5 separate regions of the Homo sapiens genome follow, and regions 1, 3, 4 and 5 are each linked to region 2. The links are chromatin contacts, found by Hi-C or POLR2A ChIA-PET in ENCODE. All regions are on one chromosome and are shown on one strand. The core of a region is the stretch at or near the end of the contact, and the rest is flanking DNA. Distances in the headings are between cores, read along the strand shown.

Region 1 (2,700 bases), core at 162-2,661, 4.1 Mb after region 2:
AACTTTTTTGATGTCCTCTAACAGCAACAATGCTTCTCTCCATCTGTCTGAATGGATCAATCCCCGGATGAGAAGACTGTAACCTCTAGGTTCTAAAGTCTTATATCTGGCTTTCATAATTTCAAAGACATCAATAACTTCAGATGTCTGCATATGAAAGACACAGAGATACAAATACTTGACCAGTAAATCGTAACTTACAATACCATTATTTTTGGCTGCTACCCATGCCAGCAGAGATTTAGCCACATCTATAGAGCTATGACAGCCAGCCATCTGTGAAATGATCCAACTTTCGAAACTGGTCTTTCCGGTGTTTTCTTTTAAATCTTCCTTAAGTTTATCCCACTCCTCTGAATTCAAAGGTTGTGTTGGGAGTTGAATAGTGTTCCTCACAGGTGCCAAGGCATGATCTTCAGTTTGAGAATTCATCTGTGATCTCTCCTTAGCTGCTCCAGCTAAAAAAAAATGAGGAACAGAATAAACTTGCTTATTACTGCCCTCATCTTTCCTGAGATATCTGGCCTTGGCAATCAGATTCGTTGCTTTGGTATTCTGTGGAGACATTGTTTTAAGAGAAAACAACCTCTGCTGGTTCCTGATGCCACAGCGGTCTGCCAGAAACAGCGAGACATAAGAGTGCCCTGGGCCTAGCCCAAGGTATGGGCTCTTCCAAAGCTTCGGAAAGCTTCGAATACCAAACAAATAGAAAGTCATTATGCAGTGAGATCAGCACCAGATAGTGAGAGAGATGTTGAAAAAACCCCTCTTCTATGGCAAAATTAAAGAGATTGGGGGTCGGCGGTGCAGAGTCGAAGTGGAACTTTTTAAAAGGTTTGTGTTTCTTCCTTACAGACAAATCAAGGTTCTGCTTTTGGGGCTACTTAAAAGCAAGAAGGCAGGTGAGTTTTCTCTATTAAACAACAATCCGGGGATGTCCAACGTCGCAAGCCGCAAACCAGGGGACAGAGCAGGAATCCTCTGGTGCCTCTTACATTCCAGTTCATGAACCTGAGGAAAAAGCACAAGACGGAACGCCCAGTTTTACTCACGTGGATCACAGCTGTCCTGAAAAGGAACAGATTCCCACGGGAAGCTTGCTGGAAAGGGGGTGTAAAGCCAAAACCGTATCCAGGGACCCCCAACTCCAGCCTACCACCAACAGCGGCGAAAGCCGAAGTCTAGGGGCCCTCACCCTGCATAGCTCTCTACAGACCGCAAAACTCCTCCGGTGGGGGGACGAGGAGGGAGGAGGTGGCGAGTCAGCTGCGCCAACGACTCAGGAAAGGAAGAGAGGTACAGGAAGGGCGCTGCCTAGACTGCGTACCGAACGCTGACAAATGAAGTTCACTTCATTCAACAACTCAAAGCGGCACTCAGACTTAACGCGGCCATAAACGCGGCGGAAACTACAGTGCCCACGATGCACCGCGCCAGCCCCGACCGACGGACGAGACTGACCCGGACTTAGGCGTTCCGCCTGGCCCGGCGGCGAGGAAAAAAGGCAGTTTTGAAGCATTTAGTGGCAAAAGGGGTAGGAGACGGCTGCTGAAGTGTCTACTACATTCAGGGGACCTGGAAGGCTTCCAGATATCCGCAATGAACAATGAAAAGAAATTGTGAAAGAAGGCGCTTCCCTCAAGCCGGAACTAATGAACTCCTGGGTCACGTGGTGCGCACGCGCCAAAGGCACACGATAAAGGAAAACGCGGGCTTATCGTGGCCTTTAAAATCCGGCTTGGTGAGCTTGGGTCGCCTCTGAAGGAGAACCATTTTCCATCTCTTTCATAGTTTTTTCCCCCAGTCAGCGTGGTAGCGGTATTCTCCGCGGCAGTGACAGTAATTGTTTTTGCCTCTTTAGCCAAGACTTCCGCCCTCGATCAAGATGGTGGTTGGACGGCCTTCCTAACCTTTACGGGGCCTGGCGGTGCTGACGCCTGAGCTGGTAGGGGTGGAGCAGGTAGGAAACAGCAAATGCAGAAGCTGCTGCGCGGAAGTCGGCCATGGACTGGAAAGAAGTTCTTCGTCGGCGCCTAGCGACGCCCAACACCTGTCCAAACAGTGAGTTTTGGGAGGGGCAGCCCGTTGGGATGGCCCGGCCCTAAACTCCTAGAGGTAGGGGGGAGGTGGGGAGGAGGAGCAAGGGGGAGCCGCCTTTTCCGCTTCTGTGAAACCTCCCGACAAAGGAGGCGGAGTGGAATGTGGTTTAAGGATCCCGATAGGTTTGACCCAAACTTTCCTGGGGCAGAATCTAGAGGAACGAAAAACTTAGCTTTAGTCACTGACTTCCATGGTCTTAATCTAAACTTGTGAAGAATAACTTGGAACCCCGGCTCCAACAACGCCTGAACCCCACCAGGACCTATAATTGTCCTCCTGCCTTTTTACTGTCACGCTTTTTGCTTCCCTCGTAATCCATTTTATATTTCATAATCCATTTTTCCTTTTATTTTTCTCCTTCACATTGCTTATTAACTAACCTCGTTAAATCTACCTTTCCTATTCCACACCCGCACTAAGGGCTGTTGAAAGTGGCTGGAGAAAAACAGAACCTTGGTGAGTTGTCTCACTTTTTTTTTTGAGACGGAGTCTCTTGCTCTGTCGCCCAGGCTGGCTGGAGTGCAGTGGCAGCATCTCCGCTCACTGCAACCTCTGCCTCCCGGGTTCAAGCGGTTCTTCTGCCTCAGCCTCTGGAGTAGC
Region 2 (2,700 bases), core at 9-2,508:
TTCAACATAAAACACTTGAAATACAAGATAAATGGTATTTCCATTTGACAAGAGAATATGGTTAAACTTTCAAAAATCTTTCCAACTAAAGTAGCCTTAAACGGGCATTCATTCCAAAATGCTTTTATAGTGTTACTTTATAAGAATTAAGTTCACTCAAAATTGGTAAACTTAATATATTCTTCAACCTCCAGTTTTTCAGGATAACTATATTTATACAGAAATCTAGTCTATTACAACATTAAACAAAACAAAGACGACAAACACTGGGTTATTGATTTTATCACAGGTTTTGTTCAAACCAACATATTTAGTAAAGTACCAGTAGTTTCAGCATGAGTAAAGTCCAAAGGAAATCTTACCTCAGTAATAAACTACCACGTCCTCTACCTCCACCAGGACCAGAAAGGGCCAGCAATCTGGCTTGGATGGGCCTGTAAAAGATTTACAAATCAGTGCAAAATCATATGTAGACACACACAGTCGCACCCAAATACTTTCAGAGATGTGGATCATAAGGAGAAAAAATCACAAAAGTTCCAAAAAGATAGTTTCAAATAAATCTAAATGTCTGAAACAGGACAGGAAGTACTATTTCATTTAACTTCCTCGTTTCTCCAGGACCTGTGTCACAGAAATTATATTCACCTCGATGCCCCCACACATTAACAAGCCTGGATCAGGTCCCCATCCCGCCATCCCCGAGGAGGCTGCACGTGGACAGGAAGCTGGGGTAAGGCGGCTTGTTGCGTCCCGGCAGGGTCTCGGGGCCAGCAACGGGCCGGGTGTCCGCCGGAGCGGGAAGGGGCTTTGTGCTGCAGTTCCGGGCCTGCAGGGCCGAGAGCGGGAATCAGCAGTCCGGGTCTTCTCACAGGCCAAGAAAGCATGCCGGCGCACCCAGGCCTCGCTCTCCTTCCTCAGGGACCTGAGACCAGCGCTCTACGGAGGGGACCTGGGGCCTCTCCACCTCGGCGACAACAGGGTTTTACCCGCCGCCCCGCGAACAGGCCTCGAGGTTCCAGTCTTCTTAAGGCTGGCCGCCCTCCCCGCCCCCAATTCACCCCGACCTGAGGGCTGCCTCTCCGAGCTCCGAGTTCCGAGTTCCCGTTAGGCCCTTACCTCACGTCATTCGGATCCCGCCCGGTGAGCTTGCGAATGTTCTCATCCACGTTCTTAAGACTCTCTTTGGCCTTTTCCAGCTGTTCCTGCAAAGTTCTCACGGCGACCGCCATCTTCTCCCTGCGGCAGGCTTGAGACTGCTTTACAGGCCGAGCCGGGCTATGCCGCGCCGCCGAGGCGCGAAAGGACTGACAGCCGGGCTCAGCCAATGACGATGAGCGTTGTCTTCCGGCCTCAACCACTCAGCGACCGGAAGGGGGAAGAACCTGCAGCCTTTGTGACTCTGAGCCAATGAAAAGTCAGCCAGGCAGTCATCTCCCTCCCCAGTTAGCTGCGGGTGCCTGGATCCCGCTGCTAGCGCAGAGTCGGGGCGGGTTTCACAATCCCTGAGTTCTCGGAGACTTAGGCTCGCGAGTCTGCAGTTCTGGCAAGGGGAGCGCGGAGTTTTCTAGGCCTTTTAACCTATGATGTAATGTGCCTTACACCGTTTTAACGTGATCACATCAGAGTGGGACTTAGCCAAGCCTCCTTTTCTTCCTTACCCTCACCTTGGTTAATGATTTAATTAGGAAAGGGCGCGGCTATTCTGTTGGTGCGCATGCTCAGAGAGGGGGTGGGCGCGTGCTTTCCTCTATTAGGTTAATTTTTTTTTTTTCACACGGAGTCTCGCTCTGTCGTCCAGGCTGGAGTGCAGTGGCACCATCTCGGCTCACTGCAACCTCCTCCTCCCGGGTTCAAGCGATTCTCCTGCCTCAGCCTCCTGAGTACCTGGGACTACAGGCGCGCGCCAACACGCCTGGCTAATTTTTGTATTATTAGAGACCGGATTCCACCATGTTGGGCAGGCTGGTCTCGAACTCCTGACCTCAGGTGATTCGCCTGCCTCGACCTCCCAGGGTGCTGGGATTACAGGCGTGAGCCACCACGCCCAGCCTGATTAGGTTAAAGTGAGAAGAGGGAAGACAAAAATGAAAACTAGTAAAAGTCATTAGTCATAATGGCTAACGTTTGTTAGGGGTTGATCTTGTTCCCGACCCTCTGTGAAACCGTCTACATGCCTTATTTCTCACAAACTGAAAGTGTGGATAAAATGCCTGTTATTACTGATAAGGAAATTGAGACTGGAGATAATATAACTGTCCTTTGGTCACGCCAGTTGAGAATCAGTCTCTGATTAGACGCTGAGCATCTATACTAGAGAAAAGAAAGCAATGGCGAGACAGACACGCAGTCATGGTTGAGTTAGCCTCTTCACCTGGCCTAGAGCTGGTTAAGACCAGACCTAAGGGAGCGGCCCTGTTGTTAGTGGTGTCTGTGTGTGTTGTCCCGCTTCTGGTTCTGCCCTACCTGCACTGCCAATGTAGGAACTAGTTTTGTTCTATAAATATATATACAAATTGAAGCTCAGAAAACATTTTTTCACAGGCCAGGCACAGTGGCTCACGCCCGTAATCCCAGCACTTAGGGAGGCTGAGGCAGGTGGATCACTTGAGGCCAGGAGTTGGAGACCAGCCTGGCCAACATGGGGAAACCCCGCCTTTACTAAAAATACAAAAATTAGCTGGGAGTGGTGGTGTACGC
Region 3 (2,700 bases), core at 1-2,500, 4.1 Mb after region 2:
CCGCCTTGGCCTCCCAAAGTGTCTTTTTGTCTAATACTGAAAAGTTGCAAGAAACGTTAACTCTCTAAACCAGCGCTGTCCAATACAGTAACCACTAGCCACATGTGGCTAATGCGCACTTGAAATGTGGTCAGCCAGAACTGCGATATGCTATGCGTGTAAAATGCACCCAGGATTTAAAAGACTTAGAAAAGACTCCAAAAGAGAATGCAAATACTTCATTAATAACTTTCATAGTAATTTTAGGTTGAAATTGTTTTGATAAATTAGGTTAAATAAGATATGCTATTAAAATTAATATCGGTTTCACTTTTTTAAAACGTGCCTACTGGAAAATTTTAAATTACAATTTTCAATGCAGCTTGCATTCTATTTATGTTGGACAGCGCAGCTCGGAGCCTTAGTTGCCTCGGCGGTGAAATGGGGCTAACACCCACCTCGAGCGGTTACTGTAAGGATCCAGTGAATTAAAGCTGGTAAACGTTTGGCATATGCCAAGCAAAGGGCAGATGCCCAGGCAGGCGCTCGCACCAGAAGAGACTGAGAAGTGGTTGAAGCCGCCCTCACCTGGCTTCCAGCTACTGCAAGGACAGCCTTTGGGGGACACGCCTTTCTTCTTCCTCTGGTAGACCAGAAGCTGGACTATCACCCCAGGAACCCGAGGCCGCCCCAGAGTCTGCTGTGCTGCCAGCCAAGGGGTTGGTGAGTGAGGCGGGGGGCGCTCCTTCCCACAAGCTGGTCTCAGTGAGCAGAAACAGGGGTGCAGTGAGGAGGAACTCCAAAGCTGGGGCGGCCTGCTCGGAGGACGGCCGCGCAGGCTAAAAGAGCGGCCCGCGGAGAAGGCAAGGAGGCGGCTCGGCTCCCCGGACGTCAGCCTCGGCGGCCCCACCTACCTGCCCTGCAGATTCCCCGAATGCCGCGGCGGCCGCAGCTCCCGAGGCTGCGACGGCTTCTCCTCGTTCCACACCGCCCACTGGCTCCTGGTCCATCGTCGTCGCCACCACAGGGCTGCTGGCGCTGGTGAGAAAGAGGGTAATGGCCGGTAAGCCCACTTCCATCCTTGGTCTCCCCGCCCAGTCGCTGGCCGAGCCAGGCTGTCGGGAAGTGGGACTCACCCGCCCAGCGCCCGCCTCGCGCCGCGCCTAGCCAAGTCTCTGAGAAGGGGACTCGCCGGCCTGAGGGGCGGGGCCAGCCCGCGCCTCGCCTAGCCCGCCGGGCTCCGCACCCCGAGAGCTGGCCAACTGCAGTCTGGGAGGCGCAACTACCGGCTCGCGCGGGGCGGGGCGGGGCGGGGCGGGTCCTTGCGGGGCGTCGCTTCCGGCCAAGCAAGCATCCAGAGCTCGTGGATCCCCGCCTGGCACCGCCTGTGACGTCATTTCTGGTACGTGTACCTGAAGCCTGGCGTCTCGACCTCGGCGCAGCCCGTCACCAGCGGCGTCTGGGGCAGTCACCCCGCAGGACCTCGGTTTTTGCACTTGTAAAATGAAGACAGCTGTGTCGTTGTACTTCAAAGGCTAGTGATGGGATGTGGTTGCTGAAAAATGTAAAATGTACGGCTCGTGCTGCACTTTCCATTCCAAACGTGGGTGACAGTCCAGCCAAAATACCCTCGAAAGAAGAACCCCAGGCGTGATATTTGCTTACTCTTGTCTGAAATACTTAAGTATAACTGTAGAAAGTGTTAAGTGAAAAGACCTGAAGGAGAGCAAAGGGCAGTAGTAAGCTTCCATCTTGACAAATGTAAGGAATGTTTTATCTGTGTCTTAAAGTCGTGTGCGTATGTTAGAGGGGGCGTCCCAGATTTTTTCCGTCTTTCGCAATGTTCAACGAAAGTAAAAAATCATGCAATTACTGCATGACTTCAACATCAAACAAGTCTGAGGTTCTGCAGGTAAATGGTATATTGTTGTTTTAGCATGAAAGTTTTCACAAATATGTAGGGGGCAAAACCAAAACATACATTATTTTGGCTATGGGAGGCTTCATTTGATACTTTAAATTCCATTTTCATACTAGTCTCAATTCAGAAATGCTCCCTAAAGTTGTATGACCTTGTAAATGTTTTTCATCATAGCAACAGCAGGCCCAAATATTAAATATTCCTTTCTCTTCTGTGCCAAAGTTCTTCTCCTTACCCTCTGCCTAATGTTATTGTACACTTCCTATTCTATGTATAACTGGAACCTAAAAACAAAACCAAAAACTTTAAAAAACAAATAATCATTTGAAAACCATCTACGCCTTAAAAACTAGTTGGAAATCCATATTGCTCTCTATCCTGGTAATAAAATCAAGTTAGGTTGCTGCTGAAGTAAACAAGTTAGTACCTGATCTGACTCTGTATGGTGGCATCAGCAGGGAGTTGAGACAGTCCAAAACAGCAAAACCAAACTCGGCCATAAATTGAAAACAAAAATAAAGAACCAATTGTTAAGACTTCATGAATTGGCATTCATAAACAACACAGTTCTGCATTATATGTATTCAAAATCTCTTCCTTCTTACTGGCAAGCAGGGCAATCAACAATCTTTATTACTAAAACTTTGTGGGATATTTATAAATGCATGATTTTATTTTCCAAAGTGGCAATTAAATATCAAATTACAATTTTCTTTTTCTTTTTTTTCTTTTTTTTTTTTTTTGAGATGGGGTCTCACCCACGCTGGAGTGCAATGGCGCAATCTTGGCGCACTGCAACA
Region 4 (2,700 bases), core at 4-2,503, 4.2 Mb after region 2:
GAGTTAGTGTTATTCATTTCTGTATCCTTGTAGCCAAGAACAAGTATATATTTTGTTAAATTAAGCATGTGAAAGAATCAGGTGAGGATAGCATGAAGAAAGGCAGCAGGGGAAAGTTTCAAGAAATGGATGGTCAGCAGCGTCAAATGGTACAGAGAGAGCTATCAGTCTATCTTAAATCATCATTGGCATTCAACTGATATTCCATATTCGTTTATTGAACGTCTACTACACGCAGGACATTGTGTTAAGCACTACAAACACATAGGAAAAATAAAAGTCTCGTACAAGTAAAAGGATTTTCGGGGAAGTAGCTTCATCTAAATTCTTGCTCAGGAAAGCAAAACGAAGACTCAGGCCTGCAACTGCCTACATCTTATTTGGCTCAGGTAAATCGGAAGACAACTCAAAAGGGGCACAGCGCATCTTTAATAAAACTTCTCATGGAAGACGAGATAAAGAGCCACAGAAACTCAGTCTCGGTAACGATGGCCGGTGGCCACGGAGGCCGACTTCCCCCGGAGTCTCTCGCCTCCTGAGCAGCGCTGGGGCTGCCCCTCGCTCCCCCTCCGTAGTCTGGGGCGGGAAAAAGCAGACACTTACCGCAAAAGACACCGCTAAAGCCGTGGCCCTGAGGGGCCGGGAATTCCTTAGCGAGGCCCCACGCCGTCGGAAGAAACCCAAGAAAGCTGGGAGCAGACAGACAGGTATGACCCCACAACCCAACTTCCCGAACTAGATAAAGTAGGGTCCCAACGCCCAGCACCACGTCGTCAACTCCCACCAGCTGGAAGACCAACGGAGTGCCAGCGAACCTTCCGCCCAATGAGGAAACGTCACCACTCCGCGTAGTCCAGCCTTTCTATAGGAGAATCTACTTCCGCTTCCGGGGCACACCGCCGCGTTCCTTCTACGCGGCTCCTGAAACAGTTTAGATGTTTACTTGCTTACACTGGTTTTTGGTTTCAGTTTCCTACCGCTGAATAACTGCAGGAGTAAAGTTAGTGGTAAAATAGGAGGCTGTCTAGGGACGTGATTTCGGGGAAGAAGTCAGGCCTCGACGAGCCACCTTAAGAAAAGTGACTAGGCGGAGCACTCCCAGCTAAGAGCGGAAAGATGAGAGATAGAGGTGTGACTGAAGGCAGGGATCCCCAGGCGCACGTGAGACCTCCGTAGAGGGGCGGGGCTTAGGGCTTTGCAGACCGGAGGCTTGTTCCGCGGAGGGTGGGGCGGTCTCTGCTTGCGCATGCGCAATGCCAGCCAGTGCCTGCGCGGCTTGCTCCAGCAAGGTAAAATTTCCCACTGCGAGGCAGGCAGTGATGCTGCGGCCGCTTCGCACTGTGGCTCCTGCCGACCGCCAGGCGCTGTTACAGTGGATGCGAACTAACCGTAAGTGTAAGTGACCAGAGCTAGAGGCAGGTGGTGGGGGCAAGGATATGCTGCAGGCGCTGACTTTGAGGACTTAAGCGGGGTGAAGCCAACAGCCTTCCTTGGGATCGTTGTGCTGGTCTCTGCTGTCTTGGGGGGTAGATTGACCAGGGCTTTGAGTGCTCTAACGGAAAAGAGAGTTAGTTGCTCGCCACACGTAGACACCAATTAACAAGAGCGAGCCCTAGTATACAAGAAGAGGGATTTTATTTCTGAAGCCAGCCCGCTTCGTCTTTGGAGCAAAAAAGCGGGCATTTTATAAGGTACAAGAGGAAATGAGCAAGAGGTCTCTGCTAGCTGGTGCCTTATCTACCGGGTAGTTGAGTTGGTGCATTTCTGAGCAGAAATAAGTTGTAAAAGTGGCCAAGTGGGCATGCTTTCTGCTTACCCTTCTGAGGCGACCGCCTGGCGGTGGGAGTTGCGTCTTGGATCTCGTAGATGAATTTGCTCTGTAGAGAATGGTCTGGTGAGGGGAGTTGAGAGGTTATTTTGCAGTTCAAAAAGGGCTAAGTGGAAAGTGTAGTGGGGAGGGGAAAAGAGGGGAAAAAATAAACTATCTCTTGGAAAATGGGGGTAATCGGATACAGTACCACTTGGAATTAATTGGGTGTGGGAAACCTGGTTCTGAGTGGTTTGTGAGTTTTCAGCAGACTTCGGACAAGCCTTTAGAGCTCCTTGTGCCTAACCCTTTTTCTGAAAGAAAATAGAGGGTTAGCCCTCCTCCCCATTACTCCCACAAACTTGTTAGAATTGGTACGTTGCCACCTGAAAAAGCATTTTGCAGGAGAGGTTTTAGGCTGTAGCGTTAGTAGGAAGTGTTAAACGAAAAACCTTAGCCAAGTTAAATTTAACATTTTGAGCAAAGAATGATTCACGAATCGGGCAGGCTCAGAGAGATTGCAGCGCAGCCAAGTGTTGAAGATTTATAGACAGAAAAAGGCTGCAGTGAGCTTTGATCCCGCTGCTTCACTCCAGCCTGAGCGACGCAAGACCCTGTCTCTTTAAACACACACGTTAAAACTGAGGAAATGTGGTAGCTAGATCTAGTTACTGAAAAATGGGATAGATGTATTCTGGCAAAGTAAAGCCTGATGAAAGCTCAAGAAAATAGGATATTCTTATGTTTGTTAACTATAGCAAACTATCCTATGCCTGTATGCGAGAGTGTGTGTGTGTGTGTGTGTGTGTGTGTGTGTGTGTGTGTGTATGTGTGTGTATTTATTTTTTGAGACAGAGTTTCACTCTTGTTGCCCAGGCGGGGCTGCAGTGGCG
Region 5 (2,764 bases), core at 28-2,527, 4.5 Mb after region 2:
GGTGGCACACACCTGTAGTCCCAGCTACTCGGGAGGCTGAGGCAGGAGAATGGCGTGAACCCTGGAGGTGGAGCTTACAGTGAGCCGAGATCGCACCACTGCACTCCAGCCTGGGCGACAGAGCGAGACTCTGTCTCAAAAAAAAAAAAAAAAGAGGTATGAAGGACAATCAATTGTAGAAGCCATAGGATTTGGTTGGATATGAGGAGTAAGGGAGATAAGGATTTATTTCTTTCTTTTTTTGAGACAGAGTCTTGCTCTGTTGCCCAGGCTGGAGTGCAGTGGTGCAATCTCGGCTCACTGCAACCTCTGCCTTCCAGGTTCAAGCGATTCTTTTGCTTCAGCCTCCCAAGTAGCTGAGATTACAGGCACGCGCCACCACGCCCGGCTAATTTTTGTATTTTTAGTAGAGACGGGGTTTCACCATGTTAGCCAGGATGGTCTCAAACTCCTGACCTCAGGTGATCCGCCCGCCTTGGCCTCCCAAAGTGCTGGAATTAGAGACGTGAGCCACAGCGCCCGGCCCCTAGAGTACGGATTTCAATGGGTTAAGGGTTTCTGGTCTGAACATCTGAAGATGCCTTTCCTTAACTGAATGCAAGCTCAGGAACGTGTAGATTCTAGGATTAAGTATGATTTTCTCCCGTTATTTGAAATGCCTGTGGATCCCGTGTGATGCTAACCACCTGGACAGTTAGAGTAGGTGTGGGGAAATTTCTTCTAACAAAGGAAAGGAATATTTTTGTAATGAAAACAGCTCATTTTTATAGTTCGCAACCATTAGTGCCCCAAACTCTGAGGTAGTTATTACCTCGCCAGCGGTAAAAGCTTGATTATAGTCCCTGATTACCGACTGTGTGAAGGTCCTTGTTTCCAGCAACTTCCATAGGCAAAATGATATTAATTGTGATTAATTATCGTGTGGCATAATACAAAGACCAGATGATGTATTATGGCTTCCGGAGGGCGCCTGCATCGTTTTTCGCTGGAGCCCTCGGGGCAGGGGAACTGGAGAGCTCCCTGGGTGGCCTTTGGCCCTTCCCTGGTCAGAGCCCGCCAGCTGCGAGGTGCCCCCAGCCATGAGGTCTGGGTCTTCAGGCTCTCCCGACTTCGGTGCCTTGACCTTGGGCAGAAGGCCCTGTTAACCTTCCTCGCTCACGGACTCGAGCGACCAGCGCCGGGGACGGGGCGGGCCGTCCTTAGGCCCCGCCCCTTCGCCTCCGCCCCGCCCCGCCCCGCTCCTGGCCGCCGGCTCCCTCCGGCAGCAGGGAGATGCGCGCCTGCGCCGGCCCTCGCCTCGGAGCAGCCATGATGGTGGGTGTTCTCCGCGGCGCCGAGTCCCGGGAGCGCGGTGGGGGCAGCGGGCGCGGGGCGGGCGCGGGGACCGCGCCAGCCTGTCACTAATGTCTCCCTTTGTGTCTCCCCCATCTCATCCTTTTCCCCGGCGCGCCGTGCCCGCCGACCCCACAGGAAGGCCTGGACGACGGCCCGGACTTCCTCTCAGAAGAGGACCGCGGAGTAAGTTCTGCCTTCCTTTCGCTCGCGGGACCCTGGACCCTCCTTCCCCATCCTGGGTCCCCGGGTGTGGTACGGGGATGGGTCCCCAGCCGCGCGGCACTCCCTCCCCGTAGTCCTCCTTTCGGTTTCCTCGCTGCACCGCGCCCCACCCTCCCGCAGCCCTTCCTCCCTAGGGGCCGCTCGGCTCCGATTCCCGGGGACCCGCGGCCGCTTTCTTGTCCCCCGCCGCTGTTCGGGCCTTCTGGTGGACCTCCACTCCCACGCGGGGCGGGGTGCAGGTGGCGAAGTGGAAATGGAGGCGGGAGATGGAACGCCCCCACCCTCCCTCGACACTTTGGGGCCATGAAAACCCATTCTCGGACCTTCCCAGCGGCACCCTCAATTTTCACCCGGTGTGGACATCTCGAACTTGCTCCCGCCCACCCTTCTGTCTCTCTCAAATAGTACAGGTGTAGTCTACATTACCATTTTGCAAGGATTTTTATAGTAGCCGAATCAACTCCTGTCCAGTGCCCTACTAGATTATGCAAAGTGCAGGTAGCCCATGGTATCTTTACTTTTTCTAATATCCAACAAATCCTGTCTTTGGCAGGATTTCCTTGGTGTTTTATTCCCCCTTAGCTTCTTTGAGGTATATTGACAAATACTGTTGATAATTGTATATACTTAAGGTATACATTATATTTTAATACACGAATACATTGTGAAATGAGTACCAAAATCAACCTGACATATCCATCACCTCACCTAGTTACCATTTTTTTTTGTGTGAGAACATTTGAGATCTAAGCAAATTTCAAGTATGTACCCTTTGACCAACATCGACGCTCCACCCACTCACCCCCCACATACACACTCCGCCAGGCCTTTGATAACCTCCATTCTGCCCTTGGTGTTCTGAGGTTAGTTGCATTCTACTTCAGAAAGAGCCTTCCGGGCTCTGATTCCTCCCTCCCACCCCACTCTCCACCCCCTTTTTCCTTGGCTGAAGGGTGGTAATCTTTATAGTCCCTTGTACAAGTGAGCACTTGGAAAATGTTGATATATGATAATTACCATTCAGCAAGGTTCCATGGTTCCTTCACATTTCACAGCCTGCACTTCAGTTTTCCCTTTTGCTTTTTCTTATCCGTTTTAATGTGAGAGAGACATCTGTTAGTGCATATTTGGTAGGTGATAAAATATTGTGGGATGTTATTGCTGTTTGTAATAACAGATGAGGTAGTTAGTATGAACTGATGACTTT

The links. A loop is a pair of places that touch in the nucleus more often than their neighbours do. ChIA-PET counts read pairs that join two places held with the same protein, here RNA polymerase II (POLR2A). Pooled maps may share reads with other maps.
Region 1: a loop to region 2 is called in a map of B cell, with 21 times the contacts of the local background. The contact joins the promoter of PRORP here to the promoter of PNN in region 2. A Hi-C loop is called at or near these places in 2 of 168 maps with a recorded cell type or tissue (B cell and CD8-positive, alpha-beta T cell) and 10 of 50 pooled maps.
Region 3: a loop to region 2 is called in a map of B cell, with 7 times the contacts of the local background. The contact joins the promoter of FAM177A1 here to the promoter of PNN in region 2. A Hi-C loop is called at or near these places in 1 of 168 maps with a recorded cell type or tissue (B cell) and 10 of 50 pooled maps. POLR2A ChIA-PET finds 5 or more read pairs at or near these places in 1 of 52 experiments (RWPE1).
Region 4: a loop to region 2 is called in a map of gastrocnemius medialis, with 6 times the contacts of the local background. The contact joins the promoter of SRP54-AS1 here to the promoter of PNN in region 2. A Hi-C loop is called at or near these places in 1 of 168 maps with a recorded cell type or tissue (gastrocnemius medialis), 1 of 37 single-sample maps with no recorded cell type and 8 of 50 pooled maps.
Region 5: a map of B cell shows a loop between it and region 2 (18-fold over the local background). The contact joins the promoter of SNX6 here to the promoter of PNN in region 2. A Hi-C loop is called at or near these places in 1 of 168 maps with a recorded cell type or tissue (B cell) and 8 of 50 pooled maps. POLR2A ChIA-PET finds 5 or more read pairs at or near these places in 1 of 52 experiments (activated T-cell).

The regions. Positions count from the first base shown.
Region 1 is chr14:35,121,263-35,123,962 of GRCh38, reverse strand. It overlaps PRORP (protein only RNase P catalytic subunit), which reads right to left and starts at 1,411. Exons shown (of 8, transcript NM_014672.4): 1 at 1,328-1,411; 2 at 1-1,011. The coding sequence starts at 717. It overlaps PPP2R3C (protein phosphatase 2 regulatory subunit B''gamma), which reads left to right and starts at 1,973. Exons shown (of 13, transcript NM_017917.4): 1 at 1,973-2,061. The coding sequence starts at 2,004. PRORP-PSMA6 (PRORP-PSMA6 readthrough) reads right to left here and starts at 2,124. Exons shown (of 15, transcript NR_182666.1): 1 at 1,911-2,124; 2 at 1-1,011. RefSeq lists enhancers at 918-1,427, 511-1,430, 1,438-1,517, 2,058-2,187, 1,431-2,350 and 1 more.
Region 2 is chr14:39,173,812-39,176,511 of GRCh38, reverse strand. It overlaps PNN (pinin, desmosome associated protein), which reads right to left and starts at 1,258. Exons shown (of 9, transcript NM_002687.4): 1 at 1,120-1,258; 2 at 363-434. The coding sequence starts at 1,232. PNN-AS1 (PNN antisense RNA 1) reads left to right here and starts at 632. Exons shown (of 2, transcript NR_186208.1): 1 at 632-733; 2 at 1,200-1,637. RefSeq lists enhancers at 1,041-1,250, 369-1,568, 1,731-1,870 and a silencer at 1,411-1,530.
Region 3 is chr14:35,044,822-35,047,521 of GRCh38, reverse strand. FAM177A1 (family with sequence similarity 177 member A1) reads right to left here and starts at 1,250. Exons shown (of 5, transcript NM_173607.5): 1 at 894-1,250. The coding sequence starts at 1,058. RefSeq lists enhancers at 381-440, 541-810, 1,531-1,730 and a silencer at 1,061-1,410.
Region 4 is chr14:34,981,119-34,983,818 of GRCh38, reverse strand. SRP54-AS1 (SRP54 antisense RNA 1) reads left to right here and starts at 1,253. Exons shown (of 5, transcript NR_151701.1): 1 at 1,253-1,395. SRP54 (signal recognition particle 54) reads right to left here and starts at 827. Exons shown (of 16, transcript NM_003136.4): 1 at 604-827. RefSeq lists enhancers at 357-616, 647-1,146, 1,327-1,416, 807-1,508, 1,627-1,676 and a silencer at 2,562-2,700.
Region 5 is chr14:34,628,661-34,631,424 of GRCh38, reverse strand. It overlaps SNX6 (sorting nexin 6), which reads left to right and starts at 1,277. Exons shown (of 14, transcript NM_152233.4): 1 at 1,277-1,314; 2 at 1,471-1,518. The coding sequence starts at 1,309. RefSeq lists an enhancer at 954-1,003 and a silencer at 1,174-1,523.